Linked DNA regions of Homo sapiens: region 1 is linked to region 2. A link is a contact called in ENCODE POLR2A ChIA-PET data. All regions are on one chromosome and are shown on one strand. The core of a region is the stretch at or near the end of the contact, and the rest is flanking DNA. Distances in the headings are between cores, read along the strand shown.

Region 1 (3,088 bases), core at 161-2,660, 79 kb after region 2:
GTGAACCCGGGAGGCAGAGCTTGCAATGAGCTGAGATCGTGCCACTGCACTCCAGCCTGGGCAACAGAGAGAGACTCCGTCTCAAAAAAAAAAAAAAAAAAAAAAAAAAAAAAGGTATAATTTGGGCAGCACTTAGTGAAATGAGGGCCCAGTGCTGTGCTAAGTCCTCACAGTAGTTTTCTATTGCTGCCTAATCAAATTTAGAGGCTCAAAAAATATCCATTCACGATCCGATCTGACAGGTCTACAGGACCGGGCACAGTATGGCTCAGCTGGTTCTCAGCTCTGCCTGCCCCCAGGCAGAAATCAAGGTGTCAGCAGGGCTGTGTTCCTTTCTTCAGAGGATGATTCAGGATGACAGCAAAATTCAGTTCCCTGAGGCTGCAGGACTGAGGTCTCCTTACAGGCTCTCAGCAGGGAGCCATTCTCAGCTTCCAGAGGCTGCCAACACTCTCCCGCACATGGCTCCTTCAAAGCCAGCCAGGGTAGGTCAGGTCCCTTGCACACTGCAAACCTCTCCAGCTTCCCTTCTGCCTGGTCTCCCCGCGGTATCTCTTCTACCCAGTCTCTCTACCTGACTCTTCCATTCTCTGTTGCTGCCTTTGACGGTTCATGTGACTATGTGGGGGCACACCCAGATAATCCAGGATCATCCTCATTTTAAAGCCAGCTGGTTCATAACCTTGATTCTATCAGCAAAGTCCTGTGACAGCACCACCTAGCATCTTGGGTTGAACAATGGGAAAGGGCATCTTAGCAGGGAACTGTGAGAATCTGCTTGCCAGGCCCTGTCACATGTATGACCTCAGTTAACCCCACAGCAATCCCAGGAGGAAATCCAAGAGGAAAGTGAGCCCACTGAGCTATAATCTACATAGCCTGTTATACTTTACAAAAACTACAGCTTCACTCCAAAATGAATCCTAAACAGATTACATAATTAAACGTTTAAAAATGAAGCAAAAAACCAACCAACAAAATTAACACCATGGCTGCTTTCTAAATATTAGATTAAATATTCATCTCATCTTGGAACGGTTAGAGCAGAAAGAGAACAGAAGAAACAGCAAGAAGAATATGAACAGATGAAACTATGTTATAAAATGTCACTCAAACGAAAAGGCAAAAACTTTTTGCCTTTGTGGGAAAAATGCTAAATACAAGCCCAACAGTTAACATTCCTATTACAAAGAACTCATACTAAAAGAATATTTTTAAAATGGACTAACAAAACCATTGGTATTTCTCTGGTGAATTAACATGTTAAATTCTAACCATATTTAGTAACCAAAGAAATGTACATTGAACCAATGGTTTTCTATCAAATTAGCAAGATCAAGGGGTTGGCAGATTGGGTGCTGGTGAGGACCTGCTTCCTGGTTCATATATGCATCTTCTCGCCACGTCCTCACACGGTGGAAAGGCCAACGGGGTTTTCCCAGGCCTCTTTTATAAAAACACTAATCTCATTTGTGACGACTCTGTCTCCATGAACTCATCACCTCCAAAGGCCCCACCTCCTAATACCATCACTGTGGGGCTTGGGATGCCAACATATGAATTTGGGGTGACACCAACATTCAGACCACAGCAGATGTGTACTACAGGAAAGTTACTTCAACAGGTCCATGAAGTTCAGGACCAGGGGTGCCACGTAGGAGAGAAGACGGCTATTCACACTGTTATAACCACTCGTTATCACACAGACTAGGACGGCACCTCATACATATTGAGACATTTCAAAAATAAAACCCAACATAGCTTTCAATGTGCTGAGTCAAACAGCTTACCCTCAGGAATCCCGCAGCTCTGGCAAGGCCACCTGCGGAGCTCTGAATAATAACAATGTGCAGTTTTCACTCACCCTCGATGTAGAGGGGCTCCACCACGTCGTGGTTAATCAACTCGAAGTTCTCATGTCCGATCCAGTGCTCCACGTTTCTCTTCCTGCCCGTGAAGAAATTGTCCACCACGGTCACCTCGTGGCCGTCCATCATGAGTTTGTCAGTTAGATGGGAGCCCACGAACCCTGCGCCTCCTGTTATCTGCATCCGGACAGCGTGTGCAGAGCATTCCCAGAAAAAGCACATGAGAACACAGTGAGGACCAGCTCCACGGAGAGACATCTCTGGTGCAGCCACGACTTAAAACTCAGGAGCAAGGCGGGGAAGGAAGACAGCAAAGGTTTTAAGGTAGCATCTTGACTCTTACTGCAGAACAAAGAGGTCATACTATCTGTAAACTCCTAAGCAGCCTAAAATTTCAAACTACCAGTCTTGGAAGAATACAGAAAAATCATAGTTACAAATTTCAAAATGTCTTTGCTGACTGAGAATTTCCCATTAGTCAAAGGTTCTTGTTTTATAACAAATGGGATGCTGGACATAGCTCACGTGGCTTTAATATTACTGCTGAGAACTTTAAAAATTACTTTATAGAAAAAACGATTAGCAAAATGCAGAGATTTGGTGAACTACCAAGAAAAAAAAACTTAATATTTAAGTTAGATTCAAAAACTGCAGGAAAAACAAATATCTTTTAAATTGTTTATGAGAACAAATTAATAAGCAATACATGCTGTTTGTAGACTAAAGCCCTAAACGCCTAAGTCCACTGTGTGGTTAATTTCTGAATGGTGATGTGAACCCAGTGTGGTATACACTCCCAGCCACAGAGCACGATGAGGCAGCTGTGAGGGGTCTTGACGGTAACTCAGTAATAACAAAACCTAGACCCCTGCAAAGGTGAAAAGTCAACTGCGCTTGAAAAATACTTTTAAGTTGAACACAGGTATTTTATTCAAATTAAATGGTGTAACTGGAGGAGGATAAAGGGAATTTCATCTGGGGGAAGGTTATAGGCGGTGGGAGTGAAAAGAATAGGCTCAGAAAACAGACGTGCCATGCACAACTCAATTCTCTAGCCTGCTGTATCCTGTTCTCCACTCTGCCTTCTCTTCACCAAAATTCTCATTCATTTCACCCTTCTGTTTCAAACGGAAAGTATTAATAGGAAGACAGCAATCCTTTCTACCTAAAATAAAAGGTATACAAACTCCTAGGTCTATGGTTTTAAAACATGTAATTCT
Region 2 (3,348 bases), core at 419-2,918:
TTGGCTTTTTATGTGCTTTGATTTTTCTTTCTAATGATAAATTTCTTGTCCTCAGGCAAAAGTAAATATATGCCTGGTTACTTTTAAAACTCCTATCCCCTATTCTACAGTTTCCTCAAGGGTTTAGAAGCACTTCCCCAAGATAGCTAGATGTGTAACATTATCCTTCTGATTCTCTCTGACACCCTGGGCAGTATCATGATCTAACTCAGACCCACTTTGCACTTTTTTCTTTGGTTGGCCACCATCTGTCTTTACTAGCTCAATGTTAGAAGACTTCTTTCTCCTTCCTGCTGGAGAAATTCAACTGCATTGCATGGAGAGCTAATTATATGGAGAGACAGTAAGTGCTTACCACTGGAGGGTATAAAAATACTGGCCGGTGTGGTGGCTCACACCTGTAATCCTAACACTTTGGGAGGCCGATGCGGGTGAATCATTTGAGTTCAGGAGTTCAAGACCAGCCTGGCCAACATGGTAAAATCCCTTCTCTACTAAAAATACAAAATTAGCTGGGCCTCGTGGCACATGCCTTGTAATCCCAGCTACTCAGGAGGCTGAGGCAGGAGAATCGCTTGAACCCCGGAGTTGGAGGTTGCAGTGACTGAGATCCCATCACTGCACTCCAGCCTGGGCAACAAGAGTGAAACTCCGTCTCAGGGAGGGGAAAATAAGTGAGAACCTTGGTGAAGGAAAGAGGTAATCAGCTCAGTTCAGGGCAGATCTGAGATGGGAAGACAGGAAAGGTAATCTCACATCTCCATCCTTTTGTAGCCCAGGCCTGGAGAGAATAATTAGGTGACCCGCTCAGAGTCCGTTGGGATAAAGTTGTTCTAGTTTTTGTTCACTACGCCTCCTTTCACGTGTCCTCTACAGTTGAACAGGCCAGTTACTGGGATGCAGTTCTGCGTTTCCCTTGGGTCTCACCTTAACATCGCTCGCTGAAGTGTGCCCAGATTACAGAGCGGGCAAAGGGAAGCAGTGGTTTTGCTCACAGCTGCAGGGCACCAGGTTCCTGGTTTCTCAAAGGCTTTTCTATTGGAGAAGTTTGGGTGAGACGATTTCCCGGACTGCAGCTCTGAACCCAGACTGTGGAATCTTTCAAACTATCTCAAAAACAGCCCCGCCTAAGGCATCCTTAAGAGCAGCTCTGAACTAAGGAAATTCCAAAGCCCACTTTACAAACCAGGCAGAAGCAAGGCCCCCAAGCAGGGAGGGAGGGAGATAGGGAAGAAAGGGGTGAGGAGTAAGGGGAACAGTGGCGCGGCTGGGGCGGGCGGAGGAAGTGGGGGAGCCAAGGAGACACCCCAGCGCTGGGATCCGGCAAGTCCTCCCTCTGAGTGGCCAGGGGGCCTCGTCCCTTCTCCCGATGCCTTCTGCCCTTCCTTGGGTCTCCGGAACCCAGCTTGTCCTAACCGCTTTCGCTGCGGGCAGCGCTGGCCACGCGGCCCCCGCCGCCGGCGGTTCTCCGTGGCCAAGCATCCTTGGCCTTGGAGCCCAGGGGCTGCGTTCCCCTTGGGGCCGGGGCGGGAGAGAGGACCTCGGTGGTACTCGCCCGTGCGCTGGGCGCAGCCGCTTGGCCCTCAGCCCTCTGGCGCGGCGCCCACCCGCTGGGTCCCGCCCCGGCAGCGACGCAGGGATAACCCGCGGCCGCGCCTGCCCGCTCGCACCCCTCTCCCGCGCCCGGTTCTCCCTCGCAGCACCTCGAAGTGCGCCCCTCGCCCTCCTGCTCGCGCCCCGCCGCCATGGCTGCCTCCCCCGCGCGGCCTGCTGTCCTGGCCCTGACCGGGCTGGCGCTGCTCCTGCTCCTGTGCTGGGGCCCAGGTGAGCGGGGCGATGCCAGGCTGATTGATAGCGGCACCAGGGGTTGGCCCCATGTGGCGCTTCCATGGTGCCCGGGGAGAGCGATCGGTGATGGGGTGGCGGCGTAGGGACCCATCCTTAGCCTAGGCAGGGCCAAGGGGTGGTAGAGGACCGGGTCTGGGGTTTTGCACTCGCACAAGTGCGAAGTGGTGCCCTTGTGAGGGTGGAGAGAGTACCGGGGTCAAGGGGAGGGTCTCAGATCTCCCGGGCAACCTTGGGCAAGGAGGGCCAGGCGTCCGAAGGGTGGGCAAGTAGTGTTTCGTGGCTTAACGTAAGGGGCAAAAGGGTTGTGGGGGCTTTACGCAGCTGGTAACCCAGAGGAGGCAAATGGCACCATCACCGCCATTCCCTTCCAGGCAGTCGCTTAGCAACCAAGTTGACTTGCGCTTCCCAGCTGGGTCAAGTTGCAATTTGCAAAGCTGGGCACAGGCCTCACACCCCAGAGAGGGGAAAGGCTCTTAAAGGAGTAATGCTTAATCTTTCCTGCTTCGTGGAGCTCCCAGCGAATCGGTTGAAAACTCTGAAATTCTCTGCTCGCTCTCTGTAAAACGTGCATTCACACGCACACCCAGAATGATGGGTGCTCCGATATCTGATCGCTGGGCTCCACAGGCCCCACTTTAGGAACCATAATCTGAAGCCGTGGTTTGTCCTGAGTTACCACCTTCACTGGGTAGGAGGAACATTTATGGTTCACAAGTGGCCTCAAGGACACATGACTGCCTTTGAAGCTTACAACTAGGGGAGGCAGGGATTGTTACCTCAGAGTTACTGGTGTATGAAGTGACTTGCCCAAGAGCCTGAGACTGGCGCTGTCCCACTGCAAAGCAGCTGGGCACTGCCTAATGTAAAAGGGAGGCTCACTCGGTTGCTCAGTTTCTGTATTTTGCTCATTCGAAACAGGTATGGAAACTGAACTCGAGGTGAGAAGAGGCAGGGGACATTCAGTAGGAGCCCTGGGATGGAGCCCCGGGGTTGCTAAAACAGCAGGAGGCGTGGTGAGGTCTGTTCAGGTGGGGAGGATTATTGTTCCACCTTAGAATCACAGGCGAAGCTAATCAGTCATTTCCCGTTGTATGGTTTACCTGCCTCCCACTCTTTGTTCTTGCCACTTTAAGAAGCACATCTGGGCCGGCCTTGGTGGTTCATACCTGTAATCCCAGCACTTTGGGAGGCCGGGGGGGGGGGGGGGGCAGATCACCTGAGGTCGGGGGTTCGAGACCAGCCTGACCAACATGGAGAAACCCCGTCTCTACTAAAAATGCCAGACGTGATGGCACGTTCCTGTAATCCCAGCTACTCGGGAGGCTGAGGCAGGAGAATTGCTTGAATCTGGGAGGAGGAGATTGCGGCGAGCTGAGATCGTGCCATTGCACTCCAGCCTGGGTAACAAGAGTGAAACTCCGTCGCAAAATAAAAAAAGAAATAAATAAAAGAAGAAGAAGAAAAAAGCACATCTGAATAAGTCAAGTGAGCACTGGCTAC

Evidence for each region. ChIA-PET counts read pairs that join two places held with the same protein, here RNA polymerase II (POLR2A).
Region 1: POLR2A ChIA-PET joins it to region 2 with 21 read pairs in activated naive CD4-positive, alpha-beta T cell. The contact joins the enhancer-like site here to the promoter of ECRG4 in region 2. POLR2A ChIA-PET finds 5 or more read pairs at or near these places in 3 of 52 experiments (H1, HCT116 and activated naive CD4-positive, alpha-beta T cell).

Annotation. Positions count from the first base shown.
Region 1 is chr2:106,143,326-106,146,413 of GRCh38, forward strand. UXS1 (UDP-glucuronate decarboxylase 1) reads right to left here. Exons shown (of 15, transcript NM_001253875.2): 6 at 1,865-2,045. Among named protein-coding and RNA genes, the nearest start is that of UXS1, 49 kb to the right of the region's middle. RefSeq lists a silencer at 248-542. Within about 2 kb of position 1,411, at least 3 of the 41 ENCODE cell types and tissues checked have a DNase peak (open chromatin) inside an H3K27ac peak, as active enhancers do.
Region 2 is chr2:106,064,020-106,067,367 of GRCh38, forward strand. ECRG4 (ECRG4 augurin precursor) reads left to right here and starts at 1,669. Exons shown (of 4, transcript NM_032411.3): 1 at 1,669-1,824. The coding sequence starts at 1,746.